3 separate regions of the Mus musculus genome follow, and regions 1 and 3 are each linked to region 2. The links are chromatin loops, found by intact Hi-C in ENCODE. Cell type or tissue: heart. All regions are shown on one strand.

Evidence for each region. A loop is a pair of places that touch in the nucleus more often than their neighbours do. Peaks named below come from ENCODE experiments on the same cell type or tissue, not always from the same donor. Only the 100,000 strongest peaks of a DNase experiment are listed, where the experiment ranks them.
Region 1: a loop joins it to region 2, with 2.0 times the contacts of the local background. A loop is called at or near these places in 2 of 42 quality-filtered maps.
Region 3: it touches region 2 in a loop (5-fold over the local background); 8 of 42 quality-filtered maps call a loop at or near these places.

Annotation. Positions count from the first base shown.
Region 1 is chr1:13,269,103-13,277,102 of GRCm38, forward strand. The region is part of intron 2 of Ncoa2 (nuclear receptor coactivator 2); the gene reads right to left. Among named protein-coding and RNA genes, the nearest start is that of Gm23169, 62 kb to the right of the region's middle. In heart, a CTCF peak has its summit at 7,294; no DNase peak of the experiment used is centred here.
Region 2 is chr1:13,369,766-13,377,765 of GRCm38, forward strand. It overlaps Ncoa2 (nuclear receptor coactivator 2), which reads right to left and starts at 4,318. Exons shown (of 23, transcript NM_008678.3): 1 at 4,173-4,318. It also overlaps the pseudogene Gm51852. In heart, CTCF peaks have their summits at 3,284, 4,785 and 7,217 (motif pointing right); DNase peaks (open chromatin) are centred at 2,806 and 4,356; H3K4me3 peaks cover 3,843 bases; H3K27ac peaks cover 3,060 bases.
Region 3 is chr1:13,148,158-13,156,157 of GRCm38, forward strand. Ncoa2 (nuclear receptor coactivator 2) reads right to left here. Exons shown (of 23, transcript NM_008678.3): 17 at 4,640-4,918; 18 at 4,222-4,299; 19 at 2,533-2,761; 20 at 774-951; 21 at 160-358. Among named protein-coding and RNA genes, the nearest start is that of Prdm14, 25 kb to the left of the region's middle. In heart, a CTCF peak has its summit at 3,084 (motif pointing right); no DNase peak of the experiment used is centred here.

The sequences.
Region 1 (8,000 bases), 100 kb before region 2:
GCTCAGCGGTTAAGAGAAAAGTCCTGAGTTCAATTCCCAGCAACCACATGGTGGCTCACAACCATCTGTAATGGGATCTGATGCCCTCTTCTGGTGTGTCTGAAGACAGCTATAGTGTACTTACATATAATAAATAAATAAATCTTACCAAAAAAAAAGAACTTCTGTCTATTATAATGTCTGAGATTCTAGGCATGGTGGTATGCCCCTTTAATCCTGGCACTTAAAAGGCAGAATTGGGTAAATCTCTGAGTTAAATACCAGTCTGGTCTATGGTCCAGGACAGCCAGGGCTATACAGAGAAACCCTGTCTCTAACAAAAATTAAATAAAATTTAGAAGCTAGGATAAGGCAGGGCAAGCCTTAGTGTAAGCACTCATGGGGAACAGGCTAGAAGATTTAAGTGAGCTTGAGGTCAGCCTGGTCTACACAGAGTCCCAGGCTCTTCACTATTACATAGAGGGCCACTGGCCAGGAAGGGCCTTTTCACCCAGACTGCCTAAGCGTAACCATGACAATTAAAAAAACCCTCTTATTCTATTTCACTTCTTTCATTTGCAGTTGTCAAACAATTATTCAGAAGAAATAACCAGTAAAACGAAATTGCCACCATAAATTCAGTGGCCTAATGGGACTACATTAGGGGAGAAATAGTTCTTACACAGGACTAAGACCAGTCAGAGCTGTATTTACCAAAATTTCCCCTAAACACAGGCTACAGATAACTGTACAAGAGAACCTTAATTATGTAAGAGAACCACGCACAGTCCTTTTGATAGCTGCATGTCCCTGAGTAATACAAATGGTCAGCGCCTACTCAGGAGCCATGACGGTGAAGGAAAACAGCAGGCTAGCCCAAGACCAGGTCAGCAGAGGAAAGAAAAGAACATTTGAAAAGGTGTTTCTAAATTAGCAAGGGTTTTCTTAGACTTACAGAAAATTTTCCCTTCCTGATTAAATAGAACTCCAACACAGAGCTGAACTGGATCACACCATGGGGCCATGCTAACTGCAGTGTACATATTCTACAATGAAAACCCCAGATTGTAGATAACCATGATTTGTGTGTTTAAGCAGCAAAACTTTTGAAAATTAAAGGTTGTATGGCTACTGATACTGCTGAAATAGTCTGTCCAAAAAACCCATATAACTTTGTGAACCATCAATGTAAAATATAGGGCAAAATGTTGACTGAGAAGAATTGTCTAATTGTCAGAGACACAGTTACTTTGATGAAGAATTTCACATTGAGTACCTGCGTCTTCTGCTGCAGTGAAAGGGGTATGCCTACATTAAATGAATACGAAGGGAGGAATTAGGAAATTCCTAAATTAGGAATTAGGGCAGGACCCATAACAGCACTGCAATTAAAAAGACAGGAAAGGAAACTCAGATACGTCGTCCAGGCTTTGAGATGAGGGACTGGCTGGGATACGGAGGATCAGACTAAAGAACAGCAAACTCAAAGTTTAGGACACAAAGTCCCAATGGGACAAAGACCTGTGTCTTCCACATTTAAATACAGGCACTCACTAGGCATTGAGTACCTCTTGAACTCTAATAAAGCAGAGGTCAGGCAAGTGAGACGTCCCACCTGGTGTTTATAAATGTCTTCACCAAACTGTCCTCTGACAAGCACACTCATACTTGGCATGCCCAACCCGTCCACATATACATCACACACACAATATATACTACAAAAATAACTTCTTTAAACTCAGAAGTATCACCTATATCTACTACATGTAGTTTTCTGTTTAATTTCTGTTAATTTTTATTAACTCACACTTTGCTTTTGTTTGTAAGTGAAACCCTCCTAAAATTGAGACAAACAATAAAATATAAACTAAAGCCAAAACACTGTCTAAGCAAATACCTGTTAATGATCTTAAGCTCCTCGTGAGCAGAGCTTAGCAGATGTCTCAGCTTGAATGTGAAACATTCTCTCCCAGGTTCCCATGTTCAGTGCCTCTTCCCAACTGGCTGTGCTAGTCCATTCTAAGGGGTTCGGAACCTTGAGAGGGTAAAGCCTAGCAGGGATGAATTGCTCAGAGGGTTAAACCTCTGAAAGCTGGAACCTAGCCCTGTTTGCTTCCTGGTCAGGCTTGATGTGAAGGCTCTTCACCCCATATTTCTTTCACTGTGACCTCTGCCATATCTTTCTTTCCCACCAGAAATGAACATAAAACTTTCAAACTGTGAGCCCAAACAACTTTCTCTCTCTTGAGCTGTCTTGTTTGACTCATGCGAAGGCTAATACAGAAAGTTGGTACCAGGAGCTAGGTGGCTGCTACAGTTAAGCCTGACAAGGCTTTGAGAGCACATTTGTAAGAAGGATTTGCTGTGCTCTGGAGGTAGAGGCTAGAAAACTATAGCATGCAGAGGGTAGAGTTTGATGGGTGATCACTAGGAATTCAGAGGACCAGGATGCCTACACAAGCTGTGATCTTAGGATCGTTGATGAGACATTAAACAGCAGGCTACTCACTTCACGATTGGGGGGGTGGGGTGGGTAGGGGGAGCTCTGTCCCTGTTCTGCCCGTATCCTGAAAACTTGTGCAGCCTAATTCCAAAGGAATAGATTAATCTTGGGAGGAAATTTCAAAGAATACATAGGATTCTGGGTCTGGTATGGTTATCGTTGGCTGCACTTAGGTTTACAGTCAGAACAGAAAGGAAAAAAGAACATAAAGATGTGATAGATATACAAATGGCCAGGAAAAGAATGTGAGCACATTTAAAATTTCTGACAAAGGAGGTATGGGCAAGCATCTGCAATTACTAAACAGATTAGCACCACATACGAAGCCAGGATCCCTGCCATGGGACCACAGAAAGGGTATTGTGTGAGTACTTCAGGAAGTAGCAAGAGCTGGCCTCTAAATGGGCAAGATGTAAAACTTTATAAGACCTACGTGAAAAGGAACTGTGATTGGGGTGCCTTATTGGAAAACGGCCATCTAGGAAAGTCTTTTTCCAAGTGTTGTCATTCAGGCATTCAGTGGCTGCAGGTGCTATGGTCCACTGTGGCCTGGCCACTTCCAAAGCAGACAGCAGAACCTGGTGTCATCCAGGTGGCGTTGTTGGGTACCCAGTGTACTTGTACAAAGATTTTAAAGAGGCTACGCAATGGACATCAAGATCACATCCCCAGAGAAACCTGGGAGATACCTGGAACTTAAGATGCCAGAACATGGGTGTTTGCCAAGGAAAGCTTCAGGCAACAAGGAAAGCCATCTTGGGCACTGTGTGCTGCAGACGGCTACAAGGTAGGGGCCCAAGCCCACACGATAGCTCAGAATTATAGAATGTCATGTGCATCTTGATGGTTTTGGTTTGGCCCAAAGTTTCTTTGCTATCTTCCTGTTTTTCCATATTTGAATAGAATGGTAATGTTACCACTATATATTAGAAGAATAGCGACTTTAACAGGCCAACAAATGTCAAGTGTCAGCAGACTTTAAACTTTGTACTTCTGAACAGAGCTGGAAACTGCCCAGGCTGTTTCTTAAAGGAGGACTAAATGCAGTTTTCATTATGACATGGTCAGGTCTTGGCAACCAGGGCCAGAACATGGTGGCTTGATTATGAAAGACCCTCCCCCACCTCACAGACTCATATAGTTTTGAAAAGTTATTTCCCAGCTGGTAGAATTATTTTGGAAGCCTGTGGCTGGAGGAAGCCGAGCAGGAGGGTTGGACCTCTGAAGGCTACATAACTTGGTCCTTGCTTCCTTGGACTTGGTGACATGGAAGCCTCTGCCACACACTTCTGCTCTGCTGAGTTCTGGATGACTCCCACAGGCTGGAACTTCTGAAACTGGGAGCAAAGCAAGCCTTTCCTCTCTTGAGTCGTCTGCTGTGTGTGTGTGTGTGTGTGTGTGTGTGTGTGTGTGTGTGTGTGTGTGTGTATGTGTGTGTGTGTGTGTGTGTGTGTGTGTGTGTGTGTGTGTGTGTGTGTATGTGTGTGTGTGTGTGTGTGTGTGTGTGTGTGTGTGTGTGTGTGTGTGTGTGTAGGGGCGGGAGGGGACCTGCACTGCCTGCTTGGCCTCTTTTACCCCAGTGTCACTGAGGGGTGAACGCACTCCTCATTTCTTCTGTTGTCTTGTCCAAAGCATAGGAGTCTGGATCAGAAATGGTGTAACAACACATGAGAAGCAGGGCAAGCAAATGCTTTGCAATGCGTGCCTGCAGAAAGAGTCTGTAAGGGCTGAAGGACTCCTGGCTGAGCTGCTTCCGACACCTTGTTATGTGAGCACAGCTTCCTTCTCTTATTGTTTCCATTAACAAATAAGCTCTTTCTCTTTTGTATCTAACCTTAACAAAAATCAATTAAAAAACTTCATTGTTTTTTCTTTAAAGATAGGCAATTTTCTAAATTGTTCAGTTAAATGAAACTAATCTTGAATTTTGCTTAAATGTTGAAAAATATAATAAAATATTTGTTCTAAAATCCTTGGTCTCTTGGCCTCAAATGGCGTTCTTTTAGTGCTTCAGGCTAGAAAACTGAATAAGATAGTGGATTTATACCAAGACTGTCCACAAAGGCTATTTTTAGGTTGTATCTGTAAGTGATAATCTTTTCTGTGGCTTTGTTAATTTTCTTTTAATGACTGTATTACAATTTACCTTTTTTTTGCTGACATTGCTTTTCCTTATTTCCTCACTTGACCCTCTGACATATTCCATATGTGGGATTCTACCATACAAGTTTGTTTGTTTTCTAAAAAAAATTGTAGGTGACTTTGATTCCATGTTCTTATTGTTAGTACAAAGAAATTTACTGAACTATAACACACACGCCAGAAGAAACCCCATGCCATCAGCACCAATCAGGCATCAGCTCCATCCCTCCCTGCCCCGTCCCAGCCCTGGGCAGCCATTACTCTACTTTCTCTAACACAGATTTACCCTTCCTAGGCATTCTGTAATAAATGGAATGATCACCAAACATGCTTTCCCAAATAGCATCCTGCACATGTAATGCTTCTGGGACTTATCCACCTTACAGCATGCTTCATTACGTCATTATTTTCATTCTTGAATAACATTCCATTGATGTTTGTAGCTCATTTTATTCCTCTGTTCTTCAGCCAATGGACATCTGAATTCTCCTCACTTTGGAGCTATTATGAATGATGCTACTATGAAAAATCACCAAGTTATCTTTGTCAAGATAGAAAAATTACTAATTAGCTGTGGAAAGTGGGATAATCTAGAACATAGAAACTGAACAGTCAAGGTAAACAAAATCAGATGTTTCATAGAACATGGAATGATTACATGCAGTCTGAGCACCCCAATTAAACTCCCATCAACCCATGCACACACTTACATCCTGCCCTGCCCCCACCTTGTCCTCTTAGTCCCCACTACCACCTGGCACACTTCAGAAGGCTACTCTTGCCTTATCCTCCAACTACATCCTCCTCTGGCAACTCTGTAGGGTATTCAGTCTGAATGTGTTGTAGAGCTTCACAATTCTGCAGCCCTTTAGCAGACCCCTACTTATCAGGACTACATTAAAATACCTTAGTGAGAAGATGACCCTTGATCCTACTAACCTGTCCAGGCTAACATACATGTAGGATATATACAAACACCATTCTGTTGAGCATGGTGGTCCATCCCCATAACACCATAATCCTAGCATTTAAGAACCTGAGACAGGAAGATAGTCCAGAGTTTAATAATACCTTATGCTACATAACAAGACTTGGAATAAAAGCAAATGGACAAATGGACACAACTGGGCATTGACACATGGCCTTCTCCTTCCTACTAGGTACTACCTTCAAGGATGCTTCCTTCCCATGTCATGGAACTGTCTGAACTGATGAGGGAATTAGTAAACCTGAATTGAAAATTATTGCTGGCAAGGACACAAAACATAAACTTTAGCCTTGGCTACTCGCTCTACAACATGGACAAAAACCTCCACTGCACTGCTAGATCGTATAGCCCATAGCAGTGTGTTTGACTTGAATTTATAATGCTGGCAGCCATCTATGTACTTATTAACCCATAGCTAGCACCACAGTGGGTGAGCATGCCTGTCTTTCAGCACCATCTCCACATGCCCCAGCACAGAAGCCATACGTCTATAATATAACAGGTTTAGACACCTGCTTCCTTCAGTGAGCATACATAATGACAGACAGACATTGTGAGAGCGGCACTATAGGCCTGGGGATGTGAGACTCTAATGATTTCACCTGTAATGGGGAAAATAATAAATGTGGCATCAGCATTTCTAACTGGGAAGGCTGCGACCATGAGCCTCTGGAAAGCCATGAAAACGCACAGCCTGCCTTCAGCTCAGACATTAAAATAAAGATCTCCTACAAACTGTAGGGGAATAAGGATTACTTTTTTAAAAATGTAATCAGATTTCTTAAAGGGTCATGTTTGGTGTATAGAATTCTTCCCAAGTTGTATGAACAATCGCTCAAACTCAAAAACATCCCTTATAGGTGAAGAAAATGGGGCAGAATCAGTTTTACAAAATAAATTGCTTGTGGGTTGTTACAAATTGGGCATCTGTCTGAGCTAAATGACTTTTCCAGAAAAACAGTGATGTTGGAAAACTCTGTGCCCTGGTGACTGGTGCACATGAGTGGGACGAACAGTAAGATGAACACCAATTAGGAAATCAGACATGCGTGCAGCATCCACACTGCAGGCCGCGCGGTAGGAATGTCCTTCCAGCTAGTGGTTCTGCACAGACAGCTACCCAACCCTAAACAATGCTTCCTCATCCGCACCCACATCCGCATCTGCATCCACATCTGCACAGAGTGGCTTCTCATTGTCCAAAGGCAGGGAAGGCAGCATGATCTTGTGGAAAGGCAGCCACCCATGATGAAAGCAGGTGGCCTATGTGCAGGTATCCTGGCCCTGGAAACTTCCAAGAAAGATGCTTTCTTGTGTCATCTTGCGTCAGCCCTTAAAACTTGGGAAAAGTAACTTAGAAACCCCGGGTACAGCCTAGCACTGTGGAGCATACCTTTGATCTCAGCACTGAGAACTCAGAAGGCAGAGGCAGATGGGTCTCAGAGTTCAGTTTGAGGCCAACGTGGTCTACAAACTCAGTTCCAGGATAGCCAAGGCTACACAGAGATACTCTGGCAGATCCCAGATCCAGAACACTAGTGTCACAAGCAGTGACACTGACGTGGGAAATCCTCACAGTACTAATAGATGACAGCTGCCAAGCAACATTAACACCGGAGGCCACCAAGTAAAATCTCTCTCCTCATGGCCTGCCTTTCACAGTGTGGCCACCTACTGCCAGTGTCTCTGTAGCACATGCTGCAGAGCTGAGTTTTCAACTGAGATTGCCACAACACAACAGAACCTGTAACCTATCAGCACACAGTTACAGAAACAAAACAAAACAAAACCACATTAAATTATTAAATTATCATTTGAAGCTATCCTAAAATAAATTAAAAATTACCATAATCCCCTATCTTGCTAAGTTTAACATTCTAAAGATAATTTCACTCTCTGTGACTTGGAGTCTTACAGTCCTGATTCTGAATATATGCTACTAATATATGACAGTGGAAGGCCTTGCAGCTTAGGAGTTAACCTCCTAACATGCCTGAGTACAAAGCTGTATGCTTTCTTCCTTTCTTTCAGAGGACAAAGGGGTAGCTGGAGAAATGGCTCAGCTGTTAGGAGCTGCTGCTCTTCTAGAGGACCTGGGTTCAATTCACCAGTTCCATGGAGTGCTCACCCAAAACCATCTGAAACTCCATTTCCAGGGAATCCGACACCCTGTTGTGACTGCCATGACCCAGGAACACACATGATACACAGATACACAGATATAAGACAGATATACACATGAAAACTGAAAGTAAATATGCACGTAAGAATCTGAGCACAGGGCTCATGCACACAAAATGTGCACAAACTTGTTACTAAGACCAAGAAACCTTTATACCAGGCACAGAACAGTATAGCACCTTCCCAGCCCATATTCGAAATGCTTGG
Region 2 (8,000 bases):
TTCCAGAGGTCCTGAGTTCAATTCTCAGAAACTACTTGGTGGCTCACAGCCATCCATAATGAGATCTGATGTCCTCTTCTGGGGTGTCTGAAGACAGCTATAGTGTACTTACATATAATAAATAAATCTTAAAAAATAAACAAATTAAAAAGCTAATAGGGCTTAAACATTGGTTTTATCATATTAACAACTAAAAATAGTTAAACTTTTAAATATAATTTCAACCACAACACAACAATGACCAAGATATCAAAGACACCCATGCATACCAGAAAATTAGTCTTCTATTAAAAATGCTTTAAAGGGCCACTCTTCATGCTTTTTCTTTCTAACAATATACGGACTGCCTTTGTATTCAATACGACAAAAACAATTTTTCCTAGAGATCTAAGCTGTCAAAGTATGGGTCAAATAGCAACCTACTGTGGCCTGAAACAGCTAAGGCACTGAGTCCTTAACTTCTACATGTAAAATAGAAACGTAATCAGAGATCATGGATTCCATGGAGACTGGAAAGCTTTAATAAGACGCATCTATTGAGAGGTAAGGGGAGAACCATTAACCCTTTATGCAATCCTAGGACCCTCCATCTTTTATATGTATTTTCAGTAAGATGTCTCTCATGCTGAAAGTCATCTAAATTATATTTAATCGATGAGGGGTTAAAAATATTTTTAAAAATATTAAGTCCTCAAAAGCATTAAACTCACATGAATGATTGTTGAGCTGTCCTGAAACCTGGGCCTCAGCACCCTGACATCTAAAGTCAAAGAAATCCTCTCTTTTAAGAGGGAAATTCCCAGGAGGAAGAAGGTTCAGCTCCAGCAAGAGAGCACACAATGGAATCGCCGCCGCTGACAATGCACATCTTTTTCTAGATGCCTCCATATGCTTGCGAGGTTTTTCCCCTCACCAGGCATTAGGCGACTTGCTATTCTCTGCCACCAAGAATCTAAGAACGCTTTGAAGGATCCTTATGGAGAATGAAGTGAAATAATGGGTTGCTTTTAAGAATTCAGGAAAGAGAAAGGGCCTGCATCAGAGTGGCCTCCCAAATTAACCAGCAGTGGGAGTCTCTGAATGTTGCTGGGTTCTGAACATTAATTTACAATACTCCCTACTTCTGTCAGTTGAAATAAGTGCTTATCTTTCACTTGACTCATTTATCACCAAAATAACACTTCAAAAGCTACAGAAAAACGTAATTTACACCAGGTGGTGGTGGCACACAGCTTTAATCCCAGCACTTGGGAGGCAGAGGCAGGCGGATTTCTGAGTTCGAGGCCAGCCTGGTCTACAAAGTGAGTTCCAGGACAGCCAGGGCTATACACAGAAACCCTGTCTCGAAGGAAAAAAAAAAAAAGCAATTTACTTCTACAAGAACGTCTAAAATTACACAGGTTGGGAATCTACACTATAGATTTGAAAGTCACATATTACACACTACTCTTTCCTTACATTAGTCTCTCGCAAGTCCTTTCTTAATAATCCAATAGTAATAAAAGCTGGAGAACCCAGTGTGGTTCGTGCCCATTAGATATTTTTTTAAATCCCAAAATTAAATTCATGGGTGACAGATTCCAAAAATGAATGGATTTTAAGTTTAACATTTCTCATCCTTTGAACTCCCAAAGATTCCAATTGGGAAAAGGAATGTGTTGCTGCCCTCCGGTTGGACTAACCTCACCAACAAAGAACAGAGCATGTACACACACAAAAAGCACTGCAGCAGCAGCGGCGGTCTTTTTAACAGACCGCAATTCCCGCTGAGCAACCAGGGATCCTCAAGGGAACCGCCCCCGCCCCCCTTTCCTAAAACTCAGGAGTCAAGAAAGTCAGTTCACTGGACCCAAACAACCAAAGATAGCTCTTGACCTCTTACACATCAGAGAAGTAGCCACATACTGTACAATTCATCCGTGTTTAAGGAAACTAAAAATAAATAAATAAATAAATAAATAAATAGATAAAATGTTTTACGAATCTTTTGTAAGGGAGTAATATGGAAAGCTATACTGCTATACTTTATTCCTTTTGTTTTCTGCCAACAAATATTCTTTAGCTGCTTTTGCTAAGTACCCACGCTTGGTATCTTAGTGGCGCTTTGGTTCAAAACTTCATTTTGTTTACCCAAGAACAAGACAAAAAAATATGCACAGCATAACCAGTAACTTTGTTAAAATGTCACACCCAGACCAAGCACGAAACTTTCAAGGAGACTTGGGAAATTGGTGTTGGTCTGATTAAACAAGATCCCAGTGAGGCCAATTCCAAACAAGAATGCTTTAGCACTCCTAAAAATCACCTCACAAGAGGCCACCCCGCGCCTTTACTCTCAGGGTGCCCTTTCAATTCACCATCGTCCGGGTGCTGGACAGAAGCCCAGTGAAACTAACGCAGACCTTCAAAGATCTCACCTGGTGCTGAGATCCAGAACGCGGTCACTATCAACATATGCCATTTTAAAACCGGGCCTCGCAGTTACTGCCACATCCTGAAGTGGCTTTAGACTTTGTCATGTCTAAAACAACGCCTCTCGCAGCACCAGAGAAAAGCAATATCTTCGCGCACCTATGCAGGTCTCCCCGGGTCACAGATTCTGTGAGTGACACTATTCCACAAACCCAGGTGCGGGTGACCAAGGGACGCGCCAGAGTGGAGGGCTCGCGGCGTCTCCAAGGCTCCCCCGCCCCGCCTGCAACTCAGCCCTAACTGGACGGAAGAAACCCCGCCTCCTTCCTGCCTCTGGCTCCCACCATTGGCTTACCGGTACCCGGCAGGTCAGTTCCTGCCTTCCATTGGCTCACTGCCCCATCAGTCAGGCACAGCCAGATTCGGGTCGGTGGGAGGGGAAGGAGTCGGAGGAGGTGGAGTGGGAGTGGGATTAGAGGACGAGGTGGCGGAGGAGGGTGCTCGAGCTCAGGCTCGGGTTTGGGAAAGTTTCCCCTGCCAGTGACAGGCCCTCTAGGCTTGAGGCCCAACGTCACTCCCGGAGAGTAAGGGGCTCGGGTCCCCGATTCCCGCCCCTCAGTCCGCAGGCCCCGGAAGCCACTTGGGGGAGGGGAAAGGGAGGGACCATGGAAGCAGGGACCGAGCCACCCCCGAGCGCGGCCGCGGCGCCTCCAGGACTCCCCCAGGGGCGGGGTGCGGGCACTCCAGCCCGCGGCGCCGACCCTGGACGCCTCCCCGGGAGCCTCCAGGGGCCCGGAGAGGAGGGTCCCCGGCCCAGGGCGTGACCGGGGCGCGAGGGCCGCCAGGACCCCTCCCGCTTCCCGCGGGGGGCCCCCGAGGGCCTGTCCCTGCAGGGGCCGCAGAAGGGGTACGGAAGAGGGGGCGCTGGCGAGCCAACCCGGAACCTCCTGGCCCGCAGCCCGCCTCCCGCCCCCGGCCGCGGCCCCAGCGCGCCTCCGGCACACATGCCCGCACCCAGAAAGTTAAGTCAGGGGCGAGCCCGGCGCGGCGCCGCCACCGCCGCCGCCGCCCGACCCCGGCTCCCCGCCCCCACCGCGGCCCGGCCTGCGCGGCCCGAGCGCTACCGCCCCGAAGCCACCCAAGCCCGAGGCCCCCCAGACGCCCGAGCCCCCGCCGCCGCCCCTGCCGGCCGCGTCACCTTCACACACCCCCGGCACTTCCCAGGTCCTGCCTCCCCTCGGCCGGCTCCCACCCGTGCAGCAGTGGCCGCACGCCTCCCGGGAAGAAAGCACCGGCCGCGACTGCGCCCGCCGGCCCGGGCTTCCCCCGCCTGCCCGGGCTGCGCCGCGCAGCCTCGAGGGGGCCGGAGCAGGGGCCCGCGGCACAACCGCCGCTTCCCAGCCTGGTGCTCACCTCTCGGCCGGCGCCGCGGGCTGCAGCCTCCACCCGCCTCGCGCTCCAGGGCTCGTCTCCCGAGCTCTCTCGCCCGGCGCCCGAGCGCCTCCTTTCTCTCCCGGGGACTCGGCGTCTTCCCGCCCTCCCCCCTCCCCCCGGGAGCCGAGTCCCCGGCTCGGCCGCGCCTCGAGGATGGGCGTCGCGGGCTCCGCACGCCTGGGCAGCGGTGCCCGCACACAACAACAGCCTGCCCGGCCGGCCGGCGCGCGGCTCCGCCGGGCTGCGCGCACCAAGGGCAGCGGCCCGGGTGGGAATGCGGCGCCCCCCGCCCGCCGCCCGTGAGCCCCCAGGGGAGGCGCGCTTACCAATGTGGCCGTCACGCCGTCAGGTGCGGGCTGCCGTCGGCGCTGACCTCCGCCGCCGCCGCGGGAGCCCAGGCTGCGGCCGCCATGTTCCCGTGTTAATAACTGCTGCCTGGTTGTTTATTTCAATGGAGATCCTCCCCCAGCTCCCTCCTCCTCCTCCCCCTCCTCCTCCGCGGCTCTGCACTTGCGGAGAGAGACACAGACCGCGCGAGCTCGCGAGCAGGGGAGGGGGCTCGGGCACGGGGCTGGCCCGCCCTCCGCCTCCCCGCCGCCTCCGAGCGAACGCTGTCACCGCTCAGGGGACCGGGCGGAAACTTGCGTCCCGCGCCCCCGAGCGTGGGCCCGGGAACACCGGGGCTACCCCACCCGCGGGGTCCTCAGCATCTCCCTGGCTGGCGAGACTTCAGAGCTCGGGGAGTTGGACAAGATGGGTGGCTGTGGTCTAGGGACCGTGACCTATGGGTGACTGGAAGTGAAGGGAGAGTCAACAGAGGACTCCATGCGAGGGCAAAGGGCAATGCCCAAAAGAAAGCTAAAAAGGGGGACTGGCCCGGGCCTGGGGGTGGAGGCCAAGGGACTGCCGCGCCTCCGACGGCAGGGACGCTGCGGCGAGAAGGTCGCGGAAAACCTAGTCCCAGAGGTGCCTCCCGCGCGCGCTCAGGCAGGGCCCGGTAGCCGGCAGCCTGCACCCCTCGGGCGCACCTCTGCACCCAGACGCTGTTCCGGGGCGCACTCCTTGGCCACCATGTCCCCTCGGTTTTTTCGTGGATACGCCTCCCCAATTGCTGTCCCTGAGGTCTCTGGAGGGGATAGAGGGGCGTGACCGCGGGAGGCGAACTTACCGGGGTACCACCCCGGGATTGCCTGACAAAGCAAAGGCTGCTCAGTATTTAGAAAGACCGAGGGGAGTGTTCTCCGCACGCAGTGAGACAACAAAAGTTTTGTTTTGTTTTTTAATTGGGGAATCCATTATCAAATCCTCAATGGAGTATTGGGATTAAGGAGACGTGGAGGAGTTTTCACGTTTAAATGTTGTTTGGTTTTTAACTGGAAAAGCAACTTCTTTTCCATTTAGATATAATTAGTTGAAAGAAATGAGCAACATTTGTTTGCTTAACGGAAGTTATCAAAATATGACAGGAACACGTTTCCTTATTTTAACTCTTATGAAAGGTCACTTGCCATAGACAATAAGTGTTTATTGAACTGTAACGACTTGGCACTGCATTAAGTGATTCACACACACTCCAAATTTTAATCCTCAAACCTTACGAAGTAATTGCTATTTTTATACCTCATAAAACATTGAAACCTAAAGAAGTAATTTTTGTAGAGTTACACAGTAAGCAAGGTGGGCAAGATTTGAGCCCAGGTCCATTAATTGCAAAACATGCTTTTTGATCGTATTTTTTTTTTAGCTCCAGTTTATTATGACAAAGAAAAAGAAAAGTATATGCCTACTTGGCTATAGCTAGAAAATATTTAGAAAGCTGTAACAAATGTTAACATTGGTGAGTGGAATCGGAAGGAGGTCTGCAATAGGCTACTTCACGTTTTTCAGGGAAGTGTCTGCTGTTTGGAATGATTGGTTTTGACCACCTGTTAGTAAATTTTAAGGATTTTTTTTTTAATTAGCTAGAATAAATTATGTTCCCCGAAGACTCAAAAGCCTTCAGCAGCTTAGGGACAGAACAAGGAGATACAGAGTGTCCCTCTGATCTGTCCTCCTCCACTCTTAACCCATAATATTTTTGCAGGGAGGTTGGGTTCCTCGCAGGAATGTCCCCATTGCCACTTAGATTTCTTCTCCTGTCCTAAATTCTTAAGAGTTAAGAAAGACTCTTGTTGCTTTCTATTCCAACTCTTGAGGGGAGAGGCAGCTATCCAGAGTCCATCAGTGCTCAGTGGCAACAGAATTAACATGAAAAAACTACCTGTGCTGAACGTGCAGACAAACACATCCCTGCTTCCATGCTGTGTTACTCAGTGCACCTTCTTACTGAATGCTCAAGACACACGACTGTCTCTAAACAATAAAACAAACCAAACAGCTCTTACAGTAGCGTAAAGAACTCCATGCCCAGCTGCCTCACTCCAGCGGGACCTGGAAGAATCATGTCACTTTGGAGTACTGAAATAGTGTCAAGACGTCACACCCATGTTATAACTGTGGTATTTATTTATTTTGCTTTTATATGTTTAACTTTGTATTCTTAGAACCAGCCGTATTATCAATACATCATCTTTGAGCTGCCTTGAGTAACAATCTCTCCTGTATGTATCAAGACTCATACTGAACAATGATTTCCGGGTTGCAGAAAACTATTTTTGTATTTGCCTATTAAGTCCTGTGCCAGTTCAACAACACGTAAGTATTACTGTGTTCTGTTTGTACAGAGCGTGTGGCCTTGTTTGTGCATTTGCCCTTCTCATTCTCCAGACTAAGCTCCTAGGGCCCAAGACCCTCCCACCTCAGCCAATGTAATACCCTCTAGTGACCCTTGAAATCACATAGAGTACCAAGTTCCTAACATGTTTTTTCTTTACCTGGATACCAATGATAAAGTTTATATATTAAGCAGAGTGAGAGGTTGTAACTAATACTACAAAACAATGAAAGCTATACTATAATCAGTGTTACACAAATATCTGTAGGCTTTCCCACGCACATCTCTCTGTACTTGAATTGTTTTGCTTGAAGGGAACACTTTATAGATTTTCTTGGTAGCCAAAAAGCACAGATAGTAAGCAGAGACTACACAAAGGGGTGGATTTGGTACAAAGTGGGACTGAAGAAGACATTGTAAAATTACATGACATAGTGGCAAGCAATGTAAAAGTTGTGAGTTATCTATGAAATTTTTCACTTACTATTCTCAAATTGTAGTTGAGCATGGACCAGTGAAGCTACAGAAAGAAAAGGGACAACTGTATCTGGCGAGGCCTCGTGGCCTTTCATACCTCTTTTGCCAGGGTCCAAATCATCAAACATTGCTTTTATTTACATAAGTACACTGCAGCTGTCTCAGACACCAGAAGAGGGCATCAGATCTCATTACGGATGGTTGTGAGCCACCATGTGGCTGCTGGGAATTGAACTTAGGACCTCTGTAAGAGCAGTCAGTGCTCTTAACCATTGAGCCATCTCTTCAGCTCCCCTTTTATTAAAAATTTTATTTATTTTATTTACATGAGTACACTATAAAACATTCTTATAAAAAAGGCTTTCCCTGTTTTGAAGTATCAATTCCTGAGACCTCAGAATCAACTTGATATGATGGCTCATATTTCTAATTGCAGCACTGGGGAGGTAGAGGCACGGGATGAGTTCAAAGCCATCCTTGGCTACATAGCAAGTTCACCACCCAGCACACATATGGCAGCTCCTAACTGCCTATAACTCCAATTCAAAGGGTTCCAACCCTCATACAGACATACATGCAGGCAAAGCACCAATGCAGGTAAAATTAAGTATTTTTAAAACTGAGTAGTAGGGGGCTGGTGAGATGGCTCAGTGGGTAAGAGCACCCGACTGCTCTTACAAAGGTCCGGAGTTCAAATCCCAGCAACCACATGGTGGCTCACAACCATCTGTAACAAGATCTGATGCCTTCTTCTGCAGTGTCTGAAGACAGCTACAGTGTACTTACATATAATAAAGAAATCTTTTTTTAAAAAAACTGAGTAGTAATTTAAGACAAACATTTCTATTTTTAAAAGTATGTATAAACATATATATTGTGCATTGTTGGGAAAGGACATGTCTATGCCACAACAGGTGCTTAGAAGTCGGTGACAACTTACTTCAGAAAGTAGGTTGTCTCCTTA
Region 3 (8,000 bases), 220 kb before region 2:
AATAGTTCCTTCGTCATTAACAAGTATTTTTTGTTAAATCTCACTGGCACAGGTGAAAATAAGGTGAAAAAACACTTTTCAAAATAGATATGGGATTTGTGGCATAAACAGACACAAAGCCAAGGAGAACGTTCTGAGCTGCTTCTCTGAGGCTCTTACCTGCTCGGGACCCATGGAGGGCAGTCCTGACGTAGGCACGGAGGTCACTGAGGTCATGCTCATCTGGCCTGTCATCTGGTTCATGCTGCTCAAGCCACCCGTGTTGGTTGCCATCGACACACTGATGTTCATGTTGTTACTATACATGCTGGTGTTTGCTTGTTGCCCAAAGTGTGGTGGGGACTGCTGTGAGAACATGCTGTAGCGTGGGAGACAGAGTTAGTCTGATGGTAAGCTGAGGCAGTCTCTATCTAAATGGGTGCTGGCCCAGGCATCAGGCTTGCTTCTTCCCTTGCACACATTGCTGGGAAGCACACACACTCCTGCTTTCCCAGCTGCTGGGGGCTTGCTGTTTGCTTCTTAGCATGTGCACTGATGAAGCCTGGCTCTGTGCCACCGCCATCCACAGGAATTCTACAGTTAGGAGTGGCAACTGCTTAGAGGTAATGTTTTTGCTCTAAAACAAGAGGTGCTGTGCTAGGCTTCTGTGAAATTGTTGACTTTTGCTAAGAATAAGCTAGCTTTTTAGCAGTTCATTTGCTATTGCTTGCTAAACGCCACCACCGCCTGGCTAGGGGTGATCATTTATATCAGACGCAGTAATGTGATGTTACCTGTTTCCACCCATGCTCCCCTGTGCCCATCCATTCATGTCTGAGGTGGGCTGGTAGGCTGGGTTGGCTTGAGACTGCTGCATCATGGGACTCTGAGTATGTGCCATCCGGGGAGACATTAGAGGACTCTGGGGAGTTGTAGCCCCAGTAAAGCCAGGATCAGGTTGTTGACTTATTCCTTAAAAACAAAAACAAAACAGAAGCCCAAAGGAGATTGTTATCTATATCATAGAGAGAATGTTCCAAATTAAGTATACACAGAAAAATTACTTTCAATTATCTGATTATGTGCAAATTATTAGATATTTGAAAGAAGCTGAGACAGAAGTACATGGAGAAAACCCTCTCTATACTTGAAAGCTCTCCAAGAGTCACAGGGCTCCGAGGATGCACACTAGCATCAGGGCTAGAGTCAGAGAAATGACATTTGTTCCTGAAGCCCTCTCTAAACCAAGGACGAGTCTACTATGTAGAGACTTGATTTTATCTGAGCCGGTCAGTCAGTGTAATAGTATCGTTCCTTTTAAATTTAGTCTGAGCTCATTAAATTCATCTATATACCAACAGTCAACATATGAATAACTTACACTAAATTAACTTACATCATCTCATGTTCAGGAGATGTATTTCAGAAAATACACAACTGCACGCCCACATTGGCTTATTTTGTTTTTGGAAAAGGGCTTGTGGCACTTGAGTGCTGTCAGGATTATCCATTTCTTGTATAGTTTAGGGTAAAAGAATTCACAGCAAAAGAAAAGGAATCTCAGCAGACTTCCCTGAGCTAGCAACGGAAAGCGAGCAAAGGCACCAAAAGGAAGACAGCGAGGGGGCATTTCAGGGACAGAGTAAGGACCCATTCGCTTAATCCTGCGCAACACTTAATATTTAAAAGTAGCTACAAGAGAAGAGTCTGAAGAGGAGAAGAACACAATGCACTATCTCTGCTCTTTAAGGAGACACGACGTTTGTATTTAGGCAACACAAAGGCTTCCATGTTCATGGTTCCTTACAGATCCCTCAGACAGGGCAAAGCAGAGCCATCTGGAACATGCAAGCATGGACGCACTATGGAAGCACCGAGACTCCCACTGTTAGCGGAAGATAACAACCGGATGTCAATCTCCATGACATCACCCTTGGTGTCTCGTCTGTTAGAATGACATCCGAGAACAAATCAGGATTAAGTAAAGCCAGAGGCCTCCCACGTGGCTCCGAGTAACACTTCAGGAACGACCAATCCAGTGAAGACTTGGTACAATCTTGAAAGTTTTTATTTTTTGTTTTGATAAGTGTTGTCAGTAACAAACAAAGCCTTTATTTTTTAAAAGCTGTAGACTATTTGTAATATTTAAATTGGCTTATGTCTTCTGACATTTCATATTTAGCTACTGATTTCTTTGTGTCAGACTCAGAAACAATCAAGGATAAGTAGCAATGTGTATTACATTCATAGACCCTGACCTGAGCAGATAACATCCATGCATGCTCACCAGAGACACATGACACTTAACTTTGGTCATTCTTAAAGACCTGCACCCAAAGAAAAGGAGGACCCGAGCTAACAGGTAGGCACTGTGCGGGACTGGGAGACTTGCCAGGCCCTAATCTGCTCCAGGCCTCCTATCGTTTCCTGGCTAACCAGGCACATAGCCGTGAGAAGGAAGCCGTGACCAGGACTGAGGTGCCTCGGGAGAAAGGAGAAAGAACAGATAGGCCAAGACGGGACAGCAACGGTGGGAGGGATCTAAGTCAGTACCGTAGTTCGGAGGAAATGGGAACTGCTGGGCATTGGCCTGGGGGATCCGGGGATTGCTCATGGCTGCTGGTAGGCCAGCGGGAGCCACCATGCTTGGGGTCACATTCAAGCCCTGTCCTCTCATCATCAAAGTCCGCTGCTGCACCTGCTGCTGCATCTGTCTCTGCCGAAGATGTTGGTTGAGGATTTCCCTCTGCCTCTGGGCCAGCATCTGTGCATTAATAGGAGCCTGAAATTGTGGGCAATCATGAAGGGAAATCAAGGATAGATAGGTTAGACAGGATACCAATGGCATACTGTATGTAAAATCATTTGAAAAACAAAGTTCCATGAAGGGGGGTCCTCGGAGCAGAGCACCTAGTGAGCACGCATGCGAGTGCTCTAAGTTCAGCCTGTGTGATGACGATTCTGTAACCCTCTGATAGTGACCAACTCATTTCTCGAGGGTACAGTCAATCAAAAGATGTCAAAAGAGCACAGGCCTTTCTACAGGAAGACTTTATGTTTATTTTTAAAATTTATTTTTATGTGTGCAGTGCTCATGGAGGCCAGAAGAGGGCGGCTAATCACCAGGAAATGGAGTTACAGGTGCCCACGTGCTGCTTTCTGGGTCCTCTAGCTTGACTGTCACCTCTTTTCTGCTTTAGTATCCCAAGTGCTGGGAGCTACTACAGCACTGGGGTTACAGCGCAGCTACCCTGGCCTGGCAGAAGACTTTATGTAAGTTGAGGACAGCATTTAGAGTCTCTTTGAAGGAACATTCCAACTTAACAAGAAACCAAGCCACTGCCAAAGGTGACTTGGTGACTTCGGAGAGATGGAGGTGGGGGTGATCTGACAGTAATTTCTGTTACTTTACTGATCTCCAGGCTGCTCTGGCTGGCTGCACAGGTGTCCCCTGTGTCCCTGTGTCCCCTGTGTCCCCTGTGTCCCCCTGGTCTATGGCTACATCATGTCAGATGCACCTGATCTCAGAATGGTCTTTAGATGTCTGCTGAGAGGCCAGGATGAGTGACATGATGTGAGGAGGGGCCCTGGGCGTGTGCTGTACGCTGGTGCTGGAATGGCATCCCCTCGCCACTCACAAGGCTGCCTACTCTAAAGTTTATCTGCAATGCAAACATGAGTGTGCGCAGCACTGTCAAGCCATTTATGACTGTAAGGACAGCAGCACGGATTTCCTATGCTTAGCACTCGCCTGCTTCCTGCCAAGGGGAGGGCTAGATGGATGTGTGGCCTTCTGATGTGGCCGACAGAACCTAACAGGCTCTGTGCTGGTGCAGGACTGTCCAGTGTTCTCAAGTGGAAGACATAGGTGTGCTTACGAAGAAAAGTACGAGTGTTAGGCAAGGCTTGTTTGAGTCTGAGATAGCCTGTCCATTGAGTTTAATAAGTAAATTACATACACGTAAAGTGTCTTCACACAGAAACTCCATAGAAACAAGGCTATTGCCGAGAGCAATGTTGTGGCCAGTCTTGAAGGCTAAACCCGTGTTCTCATGGGAACAGTGGGCAGTACTTGAATCCAGAATTGGTTGATACATTTTTGTAATACAACTCTTGTGTATTATAGGAATCAGCTGACCCTGGCAACAGGGATGGCATTCAGAACTAACACAGGGAGTCAGAGGAACTAGGAAAACCCAGGTCACTCAGCCTATCTGGGAGGAAAAATGAGAGGCTTCTCACCTGAGTGGGCACTCCAGGCCTCAGAGTCAGGTTCACATTGGAAACACTGCTGATCTGATTCATAAGCGGCTGGCGATTCTACACACAAACACGGGCATTAGCACTCGTCGGGAGGGGGACTTTAAGACGGGGTCTTACTATGTAACCCAGGCTGACCTAGAATCCATCCATATTTTTTTGAGACACGGTTTCTCTATATAGCCCTGTCTGTCCTGTGTTTCACTCTGTAGACCAGGACTCTGCCTCCTGAGTACTGAGACTAAAGAGTAAGGTAGCTATTCCTAGCTCAATACATTTAAACAACAGGACATGTGTATTTCAAATCATCTTTTCCAATTAACAGCCCTCTCCAAAAACTTAACTCTTCTTCATTCCTCAGCCAGCCAGGGCCCCCGCCTGAGTCCCATGAGAAACTAACCTGCTGTGCTTGGAGGCGGTGCTGAAGCTGAAGTCTCAGTTGGTTTGGCTGGTTCTGCACAATGCCTGTGGGCCTGAGGCCTGGCCGTGGCTGCATACGGAGTGTGGTGTAATTTGGCCGCTGTCCCATGGTGTGAAAGTTTGGATCTTGCATGGGATTATAGCCACCCTGGGCCATTTGTGCCTGAGATGCGTACTGCTGTGGGAAAACGGGGGGCTTCTGCTCCAGCATTATGCTGGACTCCTGACTTGAGAACTGCTCTGCATCCACAGCTTGGCTCTGAAAAGAAGCCCCAAATAAGCACACAGTAAAGCTACTACTACTACTACTGTACTGAACACGAGGCTGCGCTCCCCCCCTCCTGTAAGTGATGATTTAGAAATACTGTACCAAGTTTACCAATGTATTTTTTTTTAGTTTGCCTCTACTTTTCCTTCTACCCAATGCCTCTTTGCAACTCCTCGAGGGAAGAAGCAAGGGTTGGGCTGCCTCCCTGCAGAGCTTCCTCCTTCCTTCCAGTGAGAACCTGGCAGGGCCTTTAGTGAGCAGGCAGCTGCAAATGTTTCCTCTTTTGACAGAGACACAGCCCCATGTCAGTTATTTTAACCTATGGTCACCTTAGTCACCATAAGCAATGCTGGGGAAGCAGCCTACAGTCTCCACTCTAGACACCCACAGACTTGGGGACATGAGGCCCACTCGAGGGAGACTTTCTAGCAAAGACCGGGCGGGTAGGCTGTGGTGCGTACTGTGATGTGGGACTTAAGCTCACCAGTGGGGTGATAAACTTACTGCCTATTATGTTTTGGTGAAAAGAGTTTGATATACGGTCTTACATAGCCCAAGTTGGTTTCTGACTTGCTATGCAGCCCAGGATGGGTTTCAACCATGAGTCTCTGGCCTCCACCTCCCAAGTGCTGGGATTCGAGGTCAGTGTCACAATGCCTGCCTTACACTGTGTACTGTTTACTACGCTGTTCTCTATGGTTAGTGGAACTTCTTACATGCGTACACTTTGCTATAATTCACTACTACATGCTAGACATATTCAATGTGTTTGTCATTTGATTTTTCAACAGCTTTTCTCCTACCAAAGACCTACAGAGGGAAAGGAATGGAAGGTGGTGTAAGGGCATGTAGCAGGTCCTCCCTGTGCCCTGACCAGCATCTGACAGAGTATCTGCAAGACTAGTTTGTATATATTTGGTTAATTTAATTGTCTGAAAGATGCATTTTTTTAAACCCCAAGACATGGTCTCATTATGTAGTCCCGCTGTCCTGGAACCCACTATGTAGACTGAGTTAGCTTCAAACTCACAAAGATCTGCCTGTCTCAATGAGTACTGGATTGAAGGCATGTGATACCATGCCCAGCTGATATGTGTTTTACAGAGAGAGCTGCATAAATTCCAGTTGCATCTTGCATTAGCTATTTAGTTTTTAAAAAAGTGTGTGCACATGTGAGTGATACACACATACACAGAGAGAGAGAGAGAGAGAGAAAGAAAGGAAGGAGAGAGGGAGCCAGCCCAAGCAAGCGCACACGAGTGTGTGAAGCCTGGAGGGTTTCTGGGGATGCGGCCCTTTCACTCAGTTTCTGAGACAAGGGGTCTTGTCATTTCTGCTACTGAGCTGAACATGGAAACTTCTGGCTGACTGTCCTGTTTCCATGCATAGGGAATCTAGCGCTCTCTCAGGGCGATGCTCTAGTGTCAATATGAAGATCTAATATACCCTTGTCCTTCTAGAAGCCACGACTAGACATCTGAAGGTCTTTAGAGGGCAAGCCGCAGCAGAAGTCACATCTCAAGCCGCCATCAGGTTACTGCTCTGGCAGCCTTAGTCCTTCCTTCCAGACGCCCTAGGATGATAACGCTGCCTGTGGTCTGTGGTCAGCAGGACAGCGTCAGTATACTGCCCTCTCCTCTTGATAATTAAAAAAAAAAGTGTGTATGGAGTACCACCAGCAGGGAGACCACTCCTTGTTGAAATATTTCAGAACTTTACATCTGCCCATATTTAATAGAAAATCTACTTAGGTTATTTCCATATTGATCTATTTAGTTTTTGCTCTGTTTGAGACAGGTCTCACTTCTGTTTAGAACTCACTGATTACGCTAGACTGGCTGGTGCTGTGGGAATCCTCCTGTTTCCACCGTCACAAACTCACCATTGCTGGGGTAACGTGTGTACCACTGAGCCTGGTGGTTTTCCTGGGCTCTGGGGATGTTTGTGAGACAAGAACTTTATTTCTATACTGTGTATGCAACTCTGGCTAATCTACAGTATACATGCACACCACATTTCCACCGCTGCCCCTAAGAATGCCGTCTGTAGTTCAGCTTAAACGACACGGTGACTGACCTGAGGAGAGCATTCAAAATGATGTAATACTGGTTTTAATTTTTAAAAAGTATTTCAATATTTTAGATGCCAAGACAGGTCAACTGCCATAAATTTGAGCCTAGGTTGGGCTGGGATCTCTTAAATTTCTTAAAAATCTAATCTCTTAAAACATAACCCCCGCTTCCAAAGTCCCTCAAAGTATTCCAGTCACTGAGGAACTCCAAGGACATTTAAGAATGTCACCTGCATAAACTCAAGGATAATCGCAGAAAAGCTGAACTCTAGCTGAAGCTAAAGGCGAAGCCGACCAGTCATGCAGGAAATAGGTACCCCATTTCCTTTCTGGTTTTAAGTCAGGGTGTACTGTGCAACCTCCAGTCATTTCTTTCCATTCTGCTGTTTTCAATATGAATCAACAAGTCTGAACTCCCACCTGTGTCTGCTAAACTCTGGGAATTATGACTGTTTTTAAGGTTCCAGAGTCTTCGATGACTATCACTATCCTCACAGTGACATGCTGCAGGGCCAGGCAGCCTGGCCTTGGAAGATGCTTGTGACAGGGAGACTGGCACTGGACAGGAAGGAGGACCAGGAGGAGGTTGTTTCAGATGCTGAGGGGCCATGGGGTTATTATCACAGCCTCAGGGCTTTCTCAAATCAAAGAAAGACAAAGTCTGTTACTTCTTCAAATAAACTAACGAGGGAGCAGAGAGAGAACTAGGCTCACTAGGGTGGTTGGCATCCTAAAATTGTTACGGGCGACACCCACATAAGGGTTGTAGTGTTTGGTGAGCTGCAGTCACACTTAAGATGCTTCTGCTACCTGTGTGTGAAACAGTCCTTTCTAAGTAGCGGCTGCCTGTCTCAGTGAATAGGCATGGCCGGACTGAGGCCTGCTCACATGGTCTCCCATCCCAGCATCGAGGACCAAGGCCCCCAGGAAGCAGTGACCCTGTGGCTTCTCTAACTTGTTTTCCTAATCTGCCCTTTCAGCAAGCGTGGACAAGAGGCTCTC